Linked DNA regions of Mus musculus: regions 2, 3 and 4 are each linked to region 1. A link is a loop called in an ENCODE intact Hi-C map of the cell type or tissue named here. Cell type or tissue: heart. All regions are shown on one strand. Links, peaks and the distances in the headings refer to the core of each region. The heading gives the core; the rest is flanking DNA.

Region 1 (5,714 bases), core at 503-5,502:
AATTTGCTTCTTGATGCACTGTGTTTGACTGCAGCTGCCAGTGTAGGCACTGCTGTGTCATTCCCTAGTCAGTACATCACTAAAGACAGCGACTTCCTCTCTTCCCCCAGTCTTCTGCTTCCAATAGCTCCCCTGGGTGTGTGTATGCATGGATACACACACACACACACACACACACACACACACATATATATATATATATATATATATATATATATATGTTGTGCACAGGTATACATAGAGACAACAGGGCAAACCCCGGTATCTTTTCTCAGGAAGGTATAAGATACTGACTGGAGCCTGACTAGGAGGAGAGATTGGATACCTCTTAATCTCCAAGGATCCATCTACCCATCTCTTCTTCCCTAAGGTGGGATAGAGGTTATACTTAAACTGTCTTTGGTTTTCTTCTGGGGTAGGATCTGGAGCTCAAACTCAGGTTCTCATGCTTGCAAACTAAGATCGTTACCCACCGAGCCCTTTCTAGCCCTTCCTTTCGGAGTTTCTGGGAGGTCAAATTTATCTCTAGTTTTTCATCATATTGTGTGAAAGTATGAAGATGTCTGAGGGACAGAAGCAGTGAACTGCAGGAAAGCAGAAAAGAAGAAATGGGCAGAGAGCATGGTGAGAATCAGGAGGGCCTCAGAAATTCCAAAGAGCTTTCTACCAATGTAAACAATGGCCGTTGCAGGGAGCAATACTGTGTATCAGCTAGAAGGGGTTTTGAATGTGGCAAGTGCACTTGCCTGAGCTGACAGTGCTGCCACTCTCTGTCCTGTCTCCAAGGCATTCTCAGAGCTCCACAATGAGAGCATTTGAACGCCATGGCTACCAAATAAGATTTAATTGACAGCTAAAGAGCACATTTTCAGTTACGATGGGTAGAACAGTGATGTTTGTTTCCTTGCTTGGTCTCACGTCTTCTATGACACTGTTTCTTTCTCTGGAGAAAGATAAAATTCATTGGAAAAGAGGGTAACTAAAAAAGCCAGTGAGAACATGAATTCTCATCCATAGACTAGAAACCAGAGAACGCAGAAACATGTGCAAGAACGTCAGCTTTTTCACTTCATCTGTGGAAGTCAAGGAGAAGCCTGGGGAACTGGCGTTTGGTCCAGCCTGCCTTGTACACACTACCATAGTCTGCCTCTCATTCTTCTAAATTATAACCAGGAAGAAAGTCATAGATTTTTTTTTCCTGCCTAGGAGGGTTCCCTAATAGAAGGAAATGGACCACCACATATGATTAATTGGGGAAAAGTGTCTCTTCCAAGGAAGCATGAAATTCCTCTAGGAACTAGAGCGTTCACACATGGGATTCTTTCCAGCTTCACGTAAGTCATGATAGACAACGGGTTGTACTTACTATGATTACACTAACATAAATTAGAGGTAATAATATGTATTTTGCAGTGATGGTTTAAATCTGATATATTAGTGGCTTCATAGAAAATATGTGATAATTCATGATTTTAAAATATAGAAGTAATTCAAATGGTCAAAAATAATAATTGCTCATGGGTTATGTTGAGAAGCATATTATTTTCCAAATATGAAACAATTATACCTTCTCTAAATTCTGACTCATCATTAAGGAAGCTATTCTCAGCAAGACAGAGGTCACATTAAATAAAGGTCCTTTTGAAATGTAGTTCATTATAGTAGTTACAGGTTCAATATATGACTGAAAATCAATGAGCAGACAGTCAGTTAAGACATCTAGAAAAAAATTAAAATTGCTTAAATGCCAGATTGCTGGCTTGTCCATAAATAGAATATTAAGGAAGAGCGTATTTCTTTTGAAAAGCAAAAATTTTTATACTTAAAATATGATAATCTGAACTGATTTACAAAATAACCTAAATGTGTAAGTTGACTGAATACCATCTATAATTACTTTGGAAAAATTTCAATACATAGTTTTCTTTCTTACTATTTAGAATCTGTAAATTACATATGCTGACTTTAATTAATAGATTTTTACTCTCTGTCACTTGGTAACTGGAGATCATATTTTAAGCATTTTTTAGATTTATCAAACTAACTTTTAAGATTCTCTGAGAATTTCCTAGAGCATAGAAATAGATTTTGTGTGTGTGTGTGTGTGTGTGTGTGTGTGTGTGTGTGTGTGTGTGTGTATGTGTGTGTGTGTGTTTTATTGAATTTGAAAGTAACACACTAATTGTTTTAAAACCAAAGCATTCGGGGAAACGAAACGGTGGAAGAAAACAGAAACAAATCATTTTTAAGACTCATTCCCAGGGGGGATTGCTACTTTGAAAATAACATACAGATATTTTCCTATGTAGCCAAGCACAGTTTCTTCCTGTGTTGTATCACTTATGGCGTTTAATACTCACTATGAATTAAAATTCCTCCTGTGTTTTCAGGGCCAGCACGTGTACGTGTATTTTATTGTCAGTGTCTTTTGTCAAAGTCTTGCTGCACCTCTATACCTTTATTTTTACAAATTTGATTTCTTTGAAACACAATTTTTATTTTTTTCCAGTTCTCTTTTACTATTGAAGCCTCTACATTGAGTTCATCGGGTTGTTTTCACAGTGTTAATTCCCAGCGAGGAATTGTCTCCGTTAAAGGAAACGCACATTTTAAAGCTTGTCGCTCTACCTTACTTTCTAGCTGCTTCCACATCTGCCCCACAGGCTGTGTCATCTTTCTGTTAATACAAAGCATCAGGATCGTGCTGTTTTCAGCACAAACTCTGCTAACACAACATTCTGCCATTTACTAAGCACAAACAATTTTCACATGCATATTGACTGTGATTCTAATTTCGTGAGCTTGGAGTAATTCTATTTTATTTTACTGGCTGTTCAACTTTTTCTTGAACAGATTTATAGTAACTTCTCATATACTAATTCTGTTCCTAGCCGTTTGTGAATTCATTTTTTTTAAATTCGCTTTTAAAATTCATGGTATTCAACATATTAAGTCATACATGGCAAAGCTAGTGTGAGCAAAGAGGGTAGAGAATATAGAGAGTTAGGGAAGAGGTTTAAGAACTATCACGATATCCTCCAAACACCACTTTATATGATAGTTAAGCTATAAGAGAAAAAGGTAGAATTAGAACTGTAAAACATTCCTGGTTGCAAACATTTGAAAATACTGGTCATGTTCTAAGGGATGCCCAGGCCTGCCCTGTGGGACTCTGTCTTGTACCACATACCTTTGTGTCTTGTATATTCCACAGGGACAGGGCAGAAACTTCTCAAGACACCCCTGAGCTCTAGGCGAGAATATTTTTCCATTTCACACATGAATATGGGTTTCCTGAAGGTCTAATTCCAGGTTCTTTCCTGATAATTTGTTGATCGTGTCGGCATTGACCTTCTTGACTACATAGCTTTTAAGGGGGAGAATGGACTCCCGGACTGCCTCTCCAAGTCCATGAACATGAAGTCCATCGGACTTTCAAACTTTCCTAATAGCAGAGGGCCCACATCAGTGTGACTCTGAGTCACTGAGTGAGCTTTAATTTCTTACTGCTCTCTTGTGGCCATTCAAATGAACTGTCCAAAGACCTAAAAATCCTATAATATTAATAGAAAAAATATTTTCCAGACAGTCATCATTTTGTAACAGAAAAAATTATTGTCTTGACATTTGAACATCAAAGCCAGAAAACAATTTCTTTTCTTCTTTAGGTATTGTGATGTAGTCTCAAAATTCAAAAGTAAAGGCTGGAACATTCTCTCTCTCTCTCTCTCTCTCTCTCTCTCTCTCTCTCTTTCTCCCTTTCTAATTTCTCCTCTCTTTTGTAAAGTCAACCACACAGTTATTTCTCTATGAAGTCATCAAAAGAGTGAAGATTGAAATATTTCTGGCTATTCTGAAGATAAAATAATGCAGTTCCCAGCTTGTTCTCTTGCTGTGGTTTTGGGAGTATCTGCAGTCTGTGTTTAGTCATCATAATTTGAAACAGTCATTTCTTTAAGGAAGAAAGCCTTCAAATGCAGACTCTATACTTGAATGCAAATACTGCACAGTTAATAAAAGTCGCCCTGTCATGTTTGTGTCTTATGATGTTGTTTGTGAGTAGAGTGGACTCAGGCACTGCAGTCTAAGGAATTCTAAGGGGGAGAGAATGTGCTGAAATGCTCTTTCCCTGCAGTTACATCAGTCAAGTAAGGTATAGCCTAACAACTCTCTAATTCATTTGACTTAATTTCTGTGGCCATGTCTAGTCAAGAATACTATGGTTTAATCACAATTATGAGCAACTGTGTTGGAATTAGCTTGTGCACATCATATAGATAACTCTTCTACGGGATGAGGCTCATGCTGTTCCTGGCATCATTCTATAGCCACAAAGATGGTTTCAGAGGATTGCCGGGGGCGGGGGGTGTGAATCCCCAAAGGCTATAATATCAATATGTGAAATCTTGACCACTCAGTTGCAGGATTGTCTCCTGAAGATACTGGCTCACAGAAGTTGTAGTTTATTATAAGACAAACAAAACCTAAGCATGCCATAAAGAAATATAAAAACAGAATCATGTTAAACATCACAAACAAGAATGATATAAGGACATATCTGGCCATGAAGATCAAAGGATGGTTTCCTGAGAATGTGACGCAAGAGTCTAGAAGCCACAAAGAACAGAAACGATGGGGTGATTAGGAGGACCAGCATGTACACAGGCTCTGCCCTGAGAAGAGTGGAAAGTTTTCATAAGATAAAACAATGGCCAATACCTTCAGGAAGAAAGCAGCAGAGAGAACAAAGTAACTTAAAATTGAGGTACAAACATCTTATGAGCTCAGCCAGAGTTAGTTCATCTTGACTATAAGAGAGAAAAGAAGGCATCAGCATTCTCTAAGTATAAGACCTTCTCATGTTTGAAAAGGTTGTTCTCCCAGGTACATAGACAATGGAATTAAAGAGGTCAGAGGGCTGAGAAGCAAGTCAGTTGAAATTTCCAATAGTTCACATGGCAGGTAACAGACATTTACAAGGTCTGAGGAATATGGGTAAAAACAGAGACAGGATGTTGATGGCTCAGGGCTTGAACATCAGTACTAACATCACAGAAGGTTATTATCAGCATTCTAGCTTCAATAGTGGGTGTGCTTCCTCAGCAAGGATGGAGAGGTGACCAGTTGGGAGGGGGAAAGTTGAGTTTAACAGGTACATGACTTGTCAAAGTGGACATATAATGAAGGAAATTGTACATGATGACCAAGATTTCAAAGGAAGGACCTGTGAAGGAGAGATATGAATGGAGTTGATATTTAAGTACAGGAGGAACCACAAATATTAATGAAAAGATTTGACTAAAGGGGAAAATAATTAGTAGTATGCTAGATAACTAGGACACAAACTAATAACCTCACTAACAATTGTAGATCTAACATGATAGATATTTCCTCATATCTTTGCTCCTATTAACTCATCCAATAGCCCCGATTATTCTATGATGGAGATACTACTGTTATCCCTTCTTTCTGAGAATATTTCCATGTGTGTGTGGATATCCAGGTGTGGGGGGATGTGTATACATGTGTGTGTGGATATGGAAGCTAGAGATTGTGTCAGGAGTCTTCTTCAAGCACCCTCTCTCATATGTGTCCAGGCAGGGTTTCTAAGTTAACTCCAGGGCTTGATGACACAGCTAGTCTAGCTATATAGCTTGCTTATGGAACTTCCCATTGCTGTCTCCTGAGTGCTGGAAGCACAGACAGGCCAGTAC
Region 2 (5,714 bases), core at 445-5,444, 81 kb before region 1:
GAAGTGGTAGATAGATATTCAGGGTGCCTAATTCACAAGCTACTTCCAATCTACAGTGGAGCACTGTTTAAAGTGCCATTCCTGCAGTCTTAATAAGTAATACTTAGTAGGTGAACTCCTGGGATGCACGCAGGAGAAGCTCAGCTCTAACTTCAAGTTCACTGTCTTAAGAGAGGTCTGCTCTTTCAGAAAACTGCTCATGTCCCAGTGTTAGTCATTTTGTTTGTTTGTTTTTGTTTTTGTTTTTGTTTTTTGTGTTCTATCAATTCCATTCTAACCTCAACTAATAAAACAAAGGGTTTGGGATTAGGAGTACCTGTGGCACAGTGTTTTTACTATTTATAATTAGTCAGAGTGTTTGGTTTTGAGGAAGATTGCTTAGTTCTTTGTGTATAATAGGAGAAAACATGGCTTTACAGGGTAGCTATAAATGGCAAGGTTTACCAAGAGGGTATATTTGACACTGTGTCTGGTTTCTGAAAGAAACTAATGGACATCCTTAGAAATGGATGTGCAGGTCTCCCGTGGTGAGGATAAAGTCCCTGTAGTAAGCATCTCATGTCCTGATCTACTTTCTAAGCCATGGCTTCTCCATGTACCCTGGGCTGTTTAGAAAGGTGGTTATCGGGTCCTTGGTATGACCATACTATGTAGATGCTATAAGCAAACACAGAAAGGTTAGCCCCTGCTATCAGGGTTTTCCACAATTTAACAGTTAAACAAATGCTTTGGTAAGACCATTTTAAGACTCTTCCCATTCAAAATTCACCGAAGCACATGTAGGAGCTGCTGACATTCACTGTCTGTTTTTCATGCTACCACACAACAAAGAAGATATCACATTCTAAGATAGCAGATTTCTATTGGCACATTTTCTCAGTTGCTTTAGAAAACTGTGAAGACATATACCAAGTTTGCTTAATGGCATGCCACAAAGAAGCTGAGCTTTACATTATTTTAAACACAATCCCTCCAAACAACTCAGTCTTTAGACAATAATAAGAGAATAAGTCAATACATATCTATTGATTTTTACTGAAAGACTGTTAGCCTATCTTACTGCTTATGGCATTACAGTATTTTAAATTGTGTCAAAGTATTTAAAACATACATACTCAGATATGTTCAAATTAAGAGAGAAGTCCCGAGAGTCTCAGTTTCTCCTCTCAGTACTTGGAGAAGCAATTTGTGCTCTCAGGCTATTGGAAGATGCTGCTTCTCTTCCTCAGATCAAGAAGGTAGCTGAGTAACAGGAGTAATGAGCACTGTAGATGTTCTCCCTGGATACAGAGTTGAAGATTATCCATGGTTCTTTAGATTGAATTCTAATTTTGAAAAAGAAAGCACAGCCACGAAGAGATAAGGTGGAGAGAATATGTCGCTGAGTAATACCACAGACTTCACTTCTCTAGTTCCTGCTCAGGTCATCTTCATCCATGCCACACATCACTGGGAATGAAGTACGAACCATTGGTCATTATATCCACGTCAAAGTGGCTATGACTCATGGTTTGATTTTCCTGCACTTTTGATATTATTCTTAGTTATTTTCATACATTATTTTCATAGATCTGATGTTTTTCATCTATATCAAAGACCTTTTGTCCAAGCTTTGCTTACATTGCCTGACCGTGTGTCTACTACATTTCAAGGAGCTGAGGATAACATAACATATTCCAGGCTGTCACTTACACACTGTTGTGGGAAAACGCACGTGTTCTTTGCCTTTCATAGTCTATTTTGCTTTCCTATTGGCACATTTCTTACTTGTTACGAAGCTTATGCAAGCATGGAGTGTTTCTGCTAACTGATATTTTCAAGGGTTTAAACTTCAGCCTTTGATAGAGCATCTAAGCCATGGAGGCTTTCCCTGAAGACCATCATTGTCACAAATAACTATAACATTTTTATTCATTCCTCCTATGATATATTCTGAGGACCAACAACCCAAGTCCCTTACTACCAAGCACGGAATTCCAAATAACAATTTCAACGAAAGAATTATCTTTTATTATATAATTATTCCCATTTTAGTAAATGCCATATTTGCCTGATTATTGATGTGATAGAAATACAACAGACTAGATTATGGCAGGAAATTGCCTTAAATGAAATGAAAACAGAATTTGGGAAATTTGGGACCATGGCTTTGTAGTGAATAATAAAAAAGGAAGGATTCCCCTGCCTGGTTATGGGTTCCATAGCACACAGTAGGTAGCTTTCATAGAGTGGCTGTCATTCTGGTTTCTATCCAAGCTTGGTTCAATGATTAATTTAAGGAAGCAGAGGAAACTCACCAGTGTTATACATAGACTTAATTTTATTTCTAGAACTTTTACTGAAGATAGAGTTACATGATAAGTAAAAATGATCAGATTAGAATAAATGCTCATTTCTCAGAGGAGAGATTGCAGTCAAGTTCCAACACAGAAGTAATTTTCTGTTTCTGTTTCAATTTTGCTACCAGTTCCCACTACCTGACCAGAGAACATGGGTAAGTTCCTTGCATTTTTGACTAAAGTAATGTAGCATTAAAGAGAATAGAGCTTATTATGAATGCCAGGCAGACAGGAATCTGGAGCTGTCCATGACACGATAGGGGTGAAGCGCACAATTTCCCTGCTCATATTCCCAGTAGAATGGGCATTTAATAAGCTGAAAATGACTTATGCAACAACTTAATTTGCTAAGTCATACCCACTCCACATAATTATACTTTGATATTTGTGTCCTCGTATAGACTCTCTATGGGGAGTTTTGAAATGAATCATTAAGTAGAAACCATTATTATCTGGGGACAACACATTGCAGATATTTTTTGACAAAGCCTCACGCAGTGGAAGACCTGAACTTGTGTAGAACCACAGACTGATTCTGGAGTTCCAGCTCCTCTATCCCAAGGCAGAAATGTCCCCTGCTGTTTGGAGACGGATATAAAACTAAACGTTTGTACCTAAGTACTGCATGGACTTTTCAGGACTAGGTCTCAGTTCTGTAACTTTTCGCTGTGATGTATGAGTAAATCTGGTTTCATTTCATGAAGCAAGGGATAGGCTTGTTTCTTTTATACAGGAAGTTGTACATGGAAGGAAGAATCCTTATTTTATATTTCACCCTGAAATAGAACTTGGTGGATGGGCAACATGCATTTCAGATTTTCACATAGATGTCCATGTCTTCACACCATCACTCAAAATGGCCTGCTTCACAGGGGTAGAGTGCGTATCCTAGAGTCATATTGTTTTCCTATCTGAACTTAGTTAGATAGAATACATTAGCACTTATTTATTTCTTGTAATTATTCTTTACCATGAGTTTGTCCATTTTTTTTCTATTGTGGAGTATGTGATGAATTGTGAATTCACTACTGTTGAACATCTAAGTATTAATCTCATGTATTTAAAAAGTATAAAAATATTTATTAGCAGTGAGGGGAGAGCTTGAGAGAGGGTGGGGGCACCGGTGAGAAAGCATGCAAGTCCCTACTTTAATCGTGCTAAGCTGTACAACAGTGGGTATTTCCTTGGAATATTCTGGCCAGTACTTTCTAGATGTCTCCTCTGTCTTCTCCAGCACAGGTCTGTTCTGAGCTTCTTGTCTCAGTTTTCTTATCCTTCCTAGGATACAGTGTGACTTTGACACTTGCCATGTTGTTAGCCGCTTTAACCTCAGGATGCTGACCACTGTGCTTGTCATTACACCCATTGACCAAGCCACTGACCAGCTAGGTTTCCTCTCTGCATTACTACTGCAATGTCTGGAAATACTCGGTTCCACCAAGTCAGTTTTCAAGGCTGTGACTTACACTTCTGTTATAAAATTGATACTCGTGATAAATACTGAAGACGGGGGCTTATAATTCTCGATGTCAAATAAACTCTAAGTGATTTTGTCATCATGACTGTTGAACTTGATTCACCAGTGAGATAAACATAAAATATGAGTATTTACTTCTCCCTCAAATGACCACGGTTTTGAGGTTTCTCAAGATTATCAAGTAAACAAATATAGAAATCTACGACTCCATGAACTTTCCCATCCTGTTGTTTATGAATAGTTAGTTGTTTTATGATAAAGTCAGATGCAATCTAATTGAGAATCACTAGTTCTCATAATTCATTGTGTGCTTGGACAGATATATTATTTCCCATAATCAGGTTGTCACTTTAATAGTTTTGATGAGAAACTTTCCAGGACTTCAGTAATTAGCACTCAGATAATAAATATTATGCTAAGCACTTACATCCATGTTGGTGAATTTTTTTTTAATTACTCAACTATGTTTGATGAGGCACATAGAAACAATTTGGTGTAGGAGCTAGGGAATTGTGTCTAATATAGTTTGCGTTAGTATAAAGTTAATAGCCTCTTGGGGACTGGAAGGGAGAGAAATAACTTCCTGCTCCAGACATCTGGCTGTAGATACTATTAACGACTATTACATATATGCAAATAAGATTAATACTCTATTGGAAAAAAACTCTCATTTGCTGATTTTAGATTAATTGAAGATATTAATGGGTCATATGACAATATACTACTAGAACATACAGTGGGTAATCTCTTTCCTTCAGTTTCTCTGAATTTTTATTAATTGTATCTCAGTTTTCTTTTTATTGGATTTGTCCTAATTAAATAATATAAATTACATCTAGCCATATTCTACTATATTAATCTAATTTTATCTTGACTTTAAAAAACACTAAGTCGCTAGACTGTGGTGGCTTATGCCTTTAATACCAGCACTAGAGAGGCAGAGGCAGGCTGAGTTCTATGAGTTTGAAGCCAGCCTGACCTACAGAGCGAGTTCCAGGACAGCCAAAGCTACACAGAGAAATCTTATCTTAAAAAACAAAAAACAAAAATAAATAAGTAAATAAATACATATAAAGTCAGACTTTAAAATCAATATCACAATATGCACTATTTCTATATAAGATAGATAAGCTATGTTTCTTCTGGAGGAGTATCACAAGTCAGACCAGATAGAAGGAGAAAGCTGAAGTTTTTAAACTCCTATTAAATAACCCAATAAGGTATGGGTCTGATCAGCGTTGGTCACAGAATTGCTAGATTAGACTAAGCACCAACTGCATGCTGTATAAATTGCCTCTGTCTGTTCAAACAGTGATGCTTAATCACTTTGACTGAGAGCAAGTGATGCAACAAGAATCTCATGAGGAGGAAAGGAAGGTGGAACAAGAGCTGAGTGTCTAGCTAGCTGAGCACCATCCCTCTCTCTCTCTCTCTCTCTCTCTCTCTCTCTCTCTCTGACTATGTGCATATGTGTATGTTTGTGTGAGAGTGTGTTTATATGTATATGTCTATTTGTGTGTGCACACATCTGTGTATATATGTGTAAGTGTGTGTGCATGTTTGTGTATGAGTATGTATGTATTTATGTGTGAGTATGTGTGTGTACATGTATGCACATGCATATGCTTTCATGTGTTTATAATGCTCATAGCTATCCTTTGCTCAGCTTCCATAGTCGGCTTTTCTCTTCTCCATCCCAATCTTATCCTCTTTTCATTGGACCCCAGAAGTCAAAGCTAGGTGTGGCTTTTAAGAGAAACAATTGAGTAATGTCTATTTTTTTCCTGCTGTCTTTGGGGATGCCATCCTGCTGCTGTTGAATCTGTAATATATTTTCTTATTTCTGATGCCTTTCCCACATTGAAACTGTTGGAGGTGATGTAAGCTCACTGATCTTT
Region 3 (5,714 bases), core at 224-5,223, 96 kb before region 1:
TGGCCTTTTGTTTTGTGTGTTTTGTTTGACAATGATGCAGTGATAACGCCATGGAATAATATAAACCTTATACTGCACACAGAAAATAAGAAGGGAATGTCCCCTTGCTCTGTCTTCCCTTCCTGAGAGCTACATGCTCACAACATGCCCTTGGAACGAGAGCACATCCTTGTAGTTGGAGAGAGAATCAGACCCAGAGCACATGGCAGCCTTCTGCCACTGGGATGCGGGGATCAGGGTTTCACATGCACATACTGGGATACCTGTTCCCTCCTTGGCTGCTAACAATAAACAATAAAAATAAAATAGTAGCTCTAGTACTGTGTGTTGAGGAAGGTAGCAGCACTTGTGGACAAACAGTGGCACTGGCATCTGGATTGACTCATGAGCCCCCCTCCCCCCTCAAAAAGTTCAGATGGCAATATGGATAGGAAGGAGATATTGGAGAAAAATAAGTGTGGGAAAGGTATTTTTAATTTATCACAATAGGAGCACAATGCTTTGCTCACTTACCAATTCCATGCACACTGCTGAAGAATGAATATTCCAGGCTGGTCTTCACTGATATTCAAATATCGATCTCACAGAAAAAGGAGACAGCATCAAACACTCACACTTGGCAGTTTTAATAGCGTTCAATTGTAGAATGCTTCACATAGGCACAAATCAGAGAGAAAGGTGAACTTACAAACACCCCTGTGCTTCAACATCTTCAGGTACCACAGGAGGCCAGCTCTATTTTGGAGTATTTGAAACAAGGCCTGGACATTATTTCATGAAATTTTTGTTTGTTTGCTTGTTTTGTAATTTCTGCTGGATAAGTCTAGATATGACTGTAGAAAGTAAAGACTTTTAATGTGTTGGTTCGATAGAGCCCTTTAAATCACAAGACTGGAGTTATCAGGTCAGAGTTTAAATGCTAATAGTTAGGGCTTTTAGGACTGTTATATATAGAAGGTCCATGTATGTCAACTGATTGTCAGAATCATGTCTACTTTAGACTAGTGAGCATTCCTCTTGTCAAACCCTTCCACTCTGGCTATCTAGCTCTCCAGCTGTTGGTCTCAGTGCGTTTCTTCCCTGTCAAATTCTGTTGTTTATATGTCCTTGGTAGTGCCTAACACCTTTCTTCTTTCCTTCTTTTATCCATAAAGGCATTATTACTTCTTAAGCCTTAGTTGGACTTTAGATGGTTTAACAAAATGGACATTATCACTTATTTATATCAGGAAGCATGCAGTAGATCACCCAAATTCAGGGCACATGAAGAATTCTGGTTTCATCATCCTTTCATCATTTATTATAAGGATTAACTAATTTTATCTAGAAAAAAACGATTCCTTATTGTCTATTTTGTCTCCCTAAAATAGAATTTACATCACAGGAAAAACATGACATGTTTGTGCATTTTCCCCTTACAGTCCGGTTCTGCAATAAACATCCTATAAGAGTGACCGGCAAGGTTCTGTTTGTGCATTTTTTAAATACTCTTTTTGTTAAAGAGTATTGTCACTGTTACTGGTGCTTAATGTGGACTACCTTTGGATAATGAGCATCTTTAAAATTGGCATCCTAATTTCTTTTGAGGTCATCTGCTCCTTTTTTGCTCTCTGCAATAACAAAATGTTCAGAACGTAGCCTGTGTGCTTTATCAGATTGGAAATGGCCAAAGGCTCTCAGGGGCTTTGGCTACAGTGGGTGAGTGCAGTATACCAGTGTGCCAAGGACAATGTGGTCAATGAACAAAAAAAGCCTCAGGTAGCTTTCAACTGCAGCAGTAGCACATTGTCTATATTTTCTTTCCATTGTATTTGTGCAGATTCATGTACAAATGTAGAAAAAGCAAAAAGCAAAAAAAAACAAAAAACCATACAACCCAGAACTTTCTAAACTTTAAAACATAGATAAACTATCTTATGAGGACACTCTAATCATGTTTTTCTCCCATTAGAAGTCTTAATGCTATATTGATTTAAATTATGTATGTTATTCTTTGTAATTCATGAGTTATCTATCATCTATTTATCTATCATCTATCTACTGATATATCTATCATATCTATCTATCCTATGTATATCTGTCTGTCTATCATCTATTTATGTATGTATATATGTATGTATGTATGTATCATCTGTTTATGTATGCATGTAAAATGTATGTATGTATGTATGTATGTATGTATGTATGTATCTACTTATCTTCTTTTTTGTTATCATTGCAGTCACCATCATCATTGTCATTGTCATCACCTGTGATTTGTACACATGTATCCCCATGTATCTACCCACACATCGCATCCCTTATCAGGGCCATAATATGAAGTTACTTTCAGTTCTCTTTCCTCTATGACTAAAAATACAAATATTTCTGAATCTAGAGGTTACATATATTAGAGAGAATGTCTACCTTATGTTCTTAAGTATTTTATTAACATGATTTTTATTAACATGATTAATATTTGAATGAAGTAAATAGTAATCAATGTTGATAATTAAGATCATAGCACAAATCTTAATAGACAGATAACTCTCTCTCATAGTTCCAAATTATCAAATAACCCTTGATAGCTGTGTCAGATTAATTCCAAGCAGGGCTATATCTCTGTAATGGTGGGGCAAAGTCTACGAGAGACAACATGTACTTTTATCTATCTAAGACCATTTCTTCTCTTTCTTCTTCAGCTTCTTTCTCTCTCAACTCTCTCCTTGCCAGTTGGATTAGTAATTAAGTGGAATTCTGTTTGTGGCCATATTTCATGTCACCCTGTCTTATTAAATCAATTGTTCTCTTGACAGCTTGGAGAAGCACATGCTGTCACATACTGAGGAGAGGGAATACAAGTGTGATCAGTGTCCCAAGGCATTTAACTGGAAGTCCAATTTAATTCGCCACCAGATGTCACATGACAGTGGAAAGCACTATGAGTGTGAAAACTGTGCCAAGGTACAGTGAATTTGTAGGCTACTCACCTCTCTCTATCCTCTCTCTTAATCCTTCACTTGCTCCACAAGCCTTGAAAGAGGGAACCATAAATACCCTCAGATAAGTAGGCTGAGTGTCGCATGCTAGAAGGCATTAGCACAGGGTATAGAAACACTTAGTGAATATTCTTTTATTTCTGGAAGAGAGGAAGTGAGGCTTAATGGTAAGTTACCGAGCTAGGTGTCAGACATCCTTGGTAAAATCCCAGGGCTGCTACTGACTTACAAGTGCGGGCTTGTTTTATAGCCTTGTGGGGAATGAACATTGTATCCAACATGCATTACTTACTTCTTTTAATAGCAATTTGTGAGGAAAATCACATAAAGCTTCTGAAGGCTTATTCATGAAGAATGGGAGACTCCAACTTTTTAACCGAATCCTTCTTGTAAATCATAGCTTGGTACACACTGAACAGCACAGGGCATCTCTGTCTTAGTGGCCAGTTCTGTACAACACTCAGATGAAATAACAGCTTTGGGCCACAGAGTGGGCTACAGCAATGGTCGTTCACAACTTGCATGGTTTGGTTTTGTTTTTTCCTTCCTTTTTTCCTTCCTTCCTTCCTTTTTTCCTTCCTTCCTTCCTTCCTTCCTTCCTTCCTTCCTTCCTTCCTTCCTTCCTTCCTCCCTCCCTCCCTCCCTTCCTTCCTCCCCTCTCCCTCCCTCCCTCCCTCCCTCCCTCCCTCCCTCCCTTCCTCCCTCCCTTCCTCCCTCCCTTCCTCCCTCCCTCCCTCCCTCCCTCCCTCCCTTCCTTCCTTCTTCCCTCCTATTCTCCCTCCCCTCCCCTTCTCTCTCTTTCTTACCCCCTTCCCTCCCTCCCTTTCTTCCCCCTCTCTCTTTCTTTCTTTCCTCCTTTCCTTCTTTCTTCTTCTTTTTCCACAGTGAACACAGAGAAGTCAGGGAATGGTTTCTTTCTATTTCTACAGTTTTTCTCATGGCCGTGGGAACTGGGACACTTGATAGTGCCTTAAAGGATATTTTATTCATGGATGCATTACTGGGTCTCTCATATTTTTATTTCCTGAAACATTCAAAGGAAAAGGTCTAGGTTGCTAGAAACACACGGAAGAAGCAATGTGTTTGAGTTTAACCTCTGAGGGAAATTATTTAAATTGATTTGGGGTGCTTTCATCAAAATCTTCCAAATCCTGTGTGTAATGTGTCTTTATTTTAAAGGGTACTTTTAATAAAATCTAGGACTGAACTTAGTCTTTGGCCGTAGTTTCTACAAAGGCCTTCACTATGGCCTGATAGCGCCATTCATTGTGTAGTCTGATAATGGACACTAATGGATACCCTGATCAATGCAGAAAAGTGAATCATTTCTTGTTTCTCCCTTCAAGGAGTTTCTTGCACTTTGGAAACACAGCTTTCATATTGTCTTTGCTAAAAACTACAAAAATGCAAGACAAAGAAAATTCCGCTTTGTGCCTTCACTGGTCTTTCTTGTATCTATAAGTGAAGTTTCTGGATTAATCAGTACTCATTTCCTAGCAGGTTTTCACGGACCCTAGCAACCTTCAGCGACACATTCGATCTCAGCATGTTGGTGCCCGGGCTCATGCTTGCCCCGAGTGTGGTAAAACATTTGCCACTTCGTCAGGCCTCAAACAGCACAAGCACATCCACAGCAGTGTGAAGCCCTTTATCTGTAAGTCTTTAAATACCCCAGCCTTCTTTCTGCATCCATCTCTCCTTTAAAAGCCCCGCCCCCTCCCGACAATCGCATGGCCACACATGGCCTTTGTGGGTTGGAGGAGTTGCCTTCTTAGCTTTGTTATGGTCCAAAATAGAAGGGCTGTTTTATGTTATAAGAAAAATATTTTATAAGCTTATCTGTATCATTTTGTCTGTAATCCTTGGGGTGTTTTCTTTTAGGTAAAATCAGTATCGAGTAAAGAATAGAGTTGTTAAATAAATAAAGAAAAGTCTTCCTAGGTCGTAGGATTTAATCAAGACAACCAGATTTGTCTCTTACCGTAAATGTTCATAGCTTTGTAAAACAGCCAATTACTGATATCACTAAGCAAGATGATCGCTAGGAGCTGGAAGAGCCCTGCCTGGCAAGAAGGGTTTATGTTGCTGTGTGTGGATTAGAGTGTATGTGTGGGTGGGGTAAGATGTTCTTTCCTCCTTTGCTGTCTGCTGTTTACATTGCAGATCTCTATTCTGGGCCACTTGAAAAAGCTAAGTATTCTCCCTTTGATGCAGGACAGGCTCCCTCTCCCATCCACTGCACTCAAGCAGAGTTACAAGCTTCATGCTTTCAGGGGACACCCCCTTTGCCCACCTACTTGGCACACTGTTGGACCCAGCACTTTAATAACACTTTAATAACTCTTCAAGGCAAGGAGAACTTGACTCACGGTCTTCTGTTTACCAGTGCAGGTCTGTTTCTGGGTTGTGCTGCAATAATCCAGAAGGTAAACCGTTTGTTCTCACTTCATCTAGGCAACAGCTCCGGAGCCCTTTGTTCCAGAGCTATGCTGGGTGTGTAAAGACAGGGACAAAGTGAGCTATGCTACCAAATTCTAAAGTGATTTTGGATCCAGATATGGATGGGATTGTTTGACTCGTTACAGGCACCTCGCAGCACCTCTGAGTTTCTGCTTTGGGAACTCCATGAAAACCAGTTTCCCCCCCTCTTTGGTTTGTTTGTTTGTTTGTTTATTCGGACAAACACTGATGGTTTGCAGTGAGTATCTGAGGTATTGTACTCCTACAGGACTTGTT
Region 4 (5,714 bases), core at 510-5,509, 670 kb before region 1:
ACACACTTGTATTTTTAATCAACATAATAATTTTAAAATGCATGTCAACTTCATAGTCAAGGCTACATTTAATCTTTCTTCTCAATATGTGTGTGTGTGTGTGTGTGTGTGTGTGTGTGTGTGTGTGTGAGAGAGAGAGAGAGAGAGAGAGAGAGAGAGAGAGAGAGAGAGATGCCCCTGAGGCCATGTCTGTTACACCTTAGAGAATGGATTTCCAGGGTAAGAGTGAAGGAGTCTCTCCACAGCATCACCAACCTCAGAAGCACTCACAGCTCCAGGTTAGAAAACAGCTGTTAGCCAGGTCTAAGTGCTTTCCTGTTACTTGGTATCCAGTGAGCTTTGTGTGTGTCAAGCGAGTAACTGTTATCTTCTCCAACTTAACCTCCAGAATAATCTTTGCCTTTGAAAGCTCCACTGTATGATTTTATGCATGGGGATGAGGGGACCTGGAGGTGTAAGATCTTAATAATAGCCTTATGTTTTAGGAATCTCCACAATGAGTGTTATTTTCATTAATGTCTATTCTTAATATGTGTTGTGTTGAAGTTGGGGCCCAGTTCTTCTTTCCAGTCCCGTGCCCCCCAAAATAAGACCGGAATCAAGAAATATTTACAAATATTTCAGCTATATAATATAGCTAGGCTCTTCTCTAACTAGAGTCATAACTTAAGACAACCCATTTATTTTAACCTACATTCTGCCACGTGGTTGGTGCTCAGGTACCACACATCTGTCTCTTCACATCTTCCTGGGCAGATAGATCTTCCAGCAAATCTCCTGTCTGTCTCTGCCCCACAATTCTTTCTCCTCCTGGATGTCTCATGTCCATTTCCTGCCTTAGCCATAGGCCCATACAACACACAAGATATTCTCTCTACAGTACTGTTGGGTACTAAGAGGGTTGTTTATTGGAAATAACTTTCAGCTTTCTATTTTGTGCTTTTGTTTGGTTTTGCTTTCTCTGAGCAACTATGTAGCCCAAAGTATCCTTAAGTGTTTGGGTTATGGGTCCTCACCACCATCCTTGGCTTGGGTCTAGGCTTTAAGACAAGTTGCCCATTGTGGATAGCATGCTGGTGACAGCTTACATCTGGGAACATTGTGGGTGGTAAAAGACAGAACCTTTCAGGCAGAACTGGCAGGACACATGGGAAGTATCTCTGTTCACCATAAACTACATGCGAAATACAGAGAAAAAGAGGGGCTGTTTCATACTTGATGTCATCAAATGAACACGGTTTCCACAATTTCATGCTGATCAAGACTTCAAAGATGTTTATGGTACACATTGACATTGGTCACTTTTTATTCCCCTATTTTTATAGTTAATAATCAAACCAATAAATCCAATCAGAACCAATAAATCAAACTATAATCCTTTTGGATTCGGATTCATTTTAAAGGATAAAATGATTTATGTTAAGTAGCTAGGTTTTAAGGGTAAATGTTTTAAAAATATTTTATTTTTTTAATTTAATTTTATGCTCATGAGTGTTTTGCTTACATATATATGTGTGCTTAGTGACCCAAGAGGCCGGTATAGGGAGTTGGAACTGGAGTTACAGACAGTATACGCTACCACATGAGTGCTGAGACTCAACACTGGTCCTCTGGAAGAGGAGAAAGTGTGCCTAACCGCTGAGCCATCTCTCCAGCCGTGTGTGTGCGTGTGTGTGTGCATGTGTGTGTACGTGTGTGTGTGTGTGTGTGTGCGTGTGCGTGTGTGTGTGTGTGTGTGTGTGTGTGTGTGTGACTTCGGTGCTGGAGGAGGCCAGAGAGGTGCATTGGATCCCTTGGAGCTGGAGTTATAGGTAGTTATGAGCTGTCACACTTTGGACTGGGAACCTAAATTGGATCCTATGCAAGAGCACTAAGCATTCATAGCTGCTGAGCTATCTCTCCAGCTTCAAGAGTAAATCTTTGGGAATTTCAAAAAGGAGTACGATTTAATCTATTTTCAGGTCTGTGGGTGTTGGCAACTGTTAATTTCAGTGCAGTTTTTAATTTTTATTTTTTTTTAGGATTCCAAAGATTTGCATTGATTTTAAATTTCTGACTGGGAACTCATAAAATTTTGAAGGGAACATAGGCATTACATAAACCAAGTTATTACATTCTGTGAAATTTTGACGGGGTTATAGTTAAATGAAGGGGATGTTTTGGGTCTTTGTGGGTGTTTCCGGTAGAGGAAAGCTGTGTTTCTCTCCCTGTCTCCCATGAGAGGGTGGCTTTTGCAGCTGAAGGGTACTTACTTTTAGGATCACTGGTCATCTCACCTTTACTATTAATAATGTATCTTATGTTAGGCAGAATTCCAAGTTTCATTTCTCTCATCACATTAAGATGCACTGTGAGATCAGCTCGGGAGACTGTTGTAGCCTGTGCCTGTCTATGCACTTCTTGTCCCAGGAAACAGTTTGAGTTTCTTTATAGTGCAGCTCTCTTGTATGACAGTCTATGCTCAGTATCTACTGTGATGGTCTCAACTCTGTACAAAGGCAAGTGTGGATTTCAGCACAGACCTTAAGGTTGCAAGCTTCCCTCCACATCAGAAGGCATTAAAAGTTCAGTTTGATAGCATGCATCCACAGGCTGCTGGGAATGCAGAGTGACCCTAGAGGTGTGAACTGACTGGCTGGTTTCTCCGCATTCATTCTTATCTCAAAAGGTGGGACTATTATCTCATGAGTCACAAAAGCACTCTATTAACAACGGAGAAGAATGAAGGCCGATAAGATTATTTTATGACCAAATTTTATTTCTTGTTGGGTGGGAATCATTTTATCTGAAAAATTTCTAGATTTTTAAAATTCTCTATTGTTTCTATTGTATAGTGTTGTAGATCGAATATTTTCCTCCCAGTAGCACATCATATGTAGTATTTGATTACTCATCACAACATGTGCAAACTTAAATTTAGATGACCAATAGTTAAAATGTTAGCTAGTAATCTGTGCAGGGTCTGCTCAAGCAAGAGTGCCATCTATTGAGAGCTGTGTCTTCCTGAGGTGACTTCCTTTGACGCCTCTTATATGCTAATGCCCTGAACTTGTGTGCTGCCAGTCTGGGTGCTGCCAGTCTGGGTGCCAGGCACTCTTGCTCCTGCCTTTGGTAATTCCTCCATCTGTGGAAGGCCAGAGAGAATGAGAGCTATCGGAGGCTGGGCATGGTGGGGGACCCTATCCTCAGAGATTTAATGAACACACTCAGAACTTCATTCCATATGGGATATGAAGGGAGGCAACCTTTACTGCTCTTCCCAAGTTTTCTCTCTGAGGTCACGTGGGAGAGCTTGGGATTTTGGCTCTTGGTTGTGCCTCGCTGCTCCTGGAAGTCTCTTCCTCCACCGTACATGTACATTACTTTTCTTCTGCCTATATCTAGATACATCTTCTTTCTGGATATAACCCTAATTCCTTCACTGCCCAATGTCCTGACAGCTCAGGGATATGTGGAGATCTTAGTCAAGTTGCCCAAACTGCTAATAATTGAATTTTAACTATACTACACTCAAAGTCCTTCATGCTCTTCCCACACAGGTGTTGCTGTATTCTCTAACTTCAGAATTCTCCTCCAAGTCCCTCCACCTTTCTTCCCTGGATATCTATAGCCCTAAACCTGCAAGCCCCGGCTCTTTCCTTGTGCAGAACAGTTTTGTTATTTGTCTTCCTGTCTTTGGAGACAGTTCTATATGATCTCTCTTTGTTTCTTCACGAAACCATCATTTGTTCAATGTGGGATGCTAAATGTTAATAGTTTAATCTCCTTCTGATATATTTGGAGATTTAAAAGGGATTAGACTAGGGGATTCACAAAGCTCTCAGAGTCCTGGACCATTTCTGAGTTACTTCACTGAGAATTGTTTAATATTTTCATCCCCTGTAAACTGTTCCTGGGAGGCCATGGTTTTCTATAGATTTTTGAATTCTTTTTATTTTTGTACTGTTTCTTAGCATGCATGTATTTGAGTATAGAAAGAATCACTTAATGAAAATATGATCATTTTCATTTCATCACTAAGATGAAAGTAGAACTCTTTGGCCAAGTTTAAGTGGATGTCTGTGTTAACCCATTTATATATAAATAAACTCTATAAGGAGGAATCTATTGTGTGGTAGGAAAGTCCCTCTTTTGAAGACAGTCATCTGGGACTGTACATGCAGTGATTCCAATTTAGATTGAGTTTATTCCAGGATTCTTCATCTCTTGGCTAAAGTGACATTCAGCATGAAACTTCCCTGCATGGATCAACAGATGACATTTCTGTAATTACAGAAGTCCATTGATTTCATTGGGATACTTCTGGTTTTTTTTTTGGGGGGGGGGCGGTCAGCAAATGTGATGTTGTTTTATTGTATAGTATTTCTTTATATGTAAACAGGAATCACTTGGTGGTGGTACATGCTGTTTGTGTGAACAATCTGAACGAACAGTAAGGTATTCAGATAGCACAGTCATGTTTGAGAATTCGCCTCAGCTCCTTTGTAAATGTGCGCTGTACATGGATGCATGACATAGTATAATTCGTTCCCCTTGTAATTTCCTCCGCTCACTTTAATGTCAAGAGAATTATGTATAGCCAAATTATTTGGAAAGGTTTTACTTGTTAAACTATAGTAATGTGATAAGCCTTATGTTGAAGTTAAGTATGAGGGAACAGTTAATAGCGATGAGACAGGATAACCTTTCCCATGGCCCCTCTGAAAAGCAGGCATTGCTGCACATACATTCATAAAATCACTTCATAGCTGGCCACGGTAGTGCATGCCTTTAATCCCAGTGCTCAGGAGGCAGAGGCAGGTAGATCTCTGTGAGCTTGAGGCCAGCCTGGTCTACAGAGTGAGTTTTAGGATAGGCAGTGCTGTTATAGAGAGAAATTTGGTCTTGAAAAAAACAAAACAAAATAAAAAATTTTTAAATTAAAACAGAAGGAAAACTAGAAAATCATGTCATAGCATAAAGAGGCTCATTTTCAAATGCCTCATAGAGAAAAACATTCAATTCAGATTTGAAGTAAGTCATTTCATAGGTACTCAATTAAAGTTGATTAAAAACCCAAAGTTATTAAAACATACATGGTAAAAGTTTTTCCTCCCAACCCTGGTCTTCCTCTGTATGCAAATATATCATTATAAACATGTAAATTCAATGTAAATGAAGCCATGTATTCTCCACTGATACATTTGTGTTAACTAACAACTTGACATACCCTAGAATCACCTCAAAAAAAAAAAAAAGTCACAGGCAAGTACCCTGCCTAGTGTAAGTCTGTTAGTGAGGGACTGTCTTGGTTGTCTTAGTTGATGTATGAAAGTTCAGTCCACTGTGAATGGCCCTATTTCCTGGGCAGGTGGCCTTGGGAGGGGACCAAAGGGTGAGCCAGCAAACAGAGTTCTTTCATGGTTCTGCCTCCAGGTTTCTACCTTAACCTCCCGAAATAATAAATTGTGACTTTTCCAAGTGTAAGTTTAAGTCACATAACCCTTTCCTCCCCAGGTTGCACTGAATTAAACTAGCACACATATAGAGCACGTACACTCTCTCCTCGCTTAGCTTTCTTCACTTAACGTTGTACCAGGGAACTTTCCCCGTATTAACATGTAACTAATTTGGTGTGCATTGATGTTGGGGATCAAATCCAGGACCTCATGCATCCTAAGCACCCGCTCTACCATTGAGGCACACTCATAGATCCATAAATGTTCTATTTTCAA

What was found. Hi-C counts contacts between places; a loop is a spot of excess contacts. Peaks named below come from ENCODE experiments on the same cell type or tissue, not always from the same donor. Only the 100,000 strongest peaks of a DNase experiment are listed, where the experiment ranks them.
Region 2: a loop joins it to region 1, with 2.3 times the contacts of the local background. A loop is called at or near these places in 3 of 42 quality-filtered maps.
Region 3: a loop joins it to region 1, with 3 times the contacts of the local background. A loop is called at or near these places in 3 of 42 quality-filtered maps.
Region 4: a loop joins it to region 1, with 2.9 times the contacts of the local background. A loop is called at or near these places in 3 of 42 quality-filtered maps.

The regions. Positions count from the first base shown.
Region 1 is chr3:29,888,726-29,894,439 of GRCm38, reverse strand. It overlaps Gm33206 (a long non-coding RNA gene), which reads left to right and starts at 1,213. Exons shown (of 6, transcript XR_880724.2): 1 at 1,213-1,334. It overlaps Mannr (Mecom adjacent non-protein coding RNA), which reads right to left and starts at 3,423. Exons shown (of 2, transcript NR_110437.1): 1 at 3,191-3,423. In heart, for the core only: a CTCF peak has its summit at 3,524 (motif pointing left); no DNase peak of the experiment used is centred there.
Region 2 is chr3:29,969,460-29,975,173 of GRCm38, reverse strand. The region is part of intron 9 of Mecom (MDS1 and EVI1 complex locus); the gene reads left to right. Among named protein-coding and RNA genes, the nearest start is that of Gm52621, 24 kb to the left of the region's middle. In heart, for the core only: no CTCF peak of the experiment used is centred there; no DNase peak of the experiment used is centred there.
Region 3 is chr3:29,984,259-29,989,972 of GRCm38, reverse strand. Mecom (MDS1 and EVI1 complex locus) reads left to right here. Exons shown (of 16, transcript NM_001370769.2): 6 at 2,796-2,943; 7 at 4,479-4,632. Among named protein-coding and RNA genes, the nearest start is that of Gm52621, 9.2 kb to the left of the region's middle. In heart, for the core only: no CTCF peak of the experiment used is centred there; no DNase peak of the experiment used is centred there.
Region 4 is chr3:30,555,003-30,560,716 of GRCm38, reverse strand. No RefSeq gene overlaps it. Among named protein-coding and RNA genes, the nearest start is that of Actrt3, 42 kb to the left of the region's middle. In heart, for the core only: no CTCF peak of the experiment used is centred there; no DNase peak of the experiment used is centred there.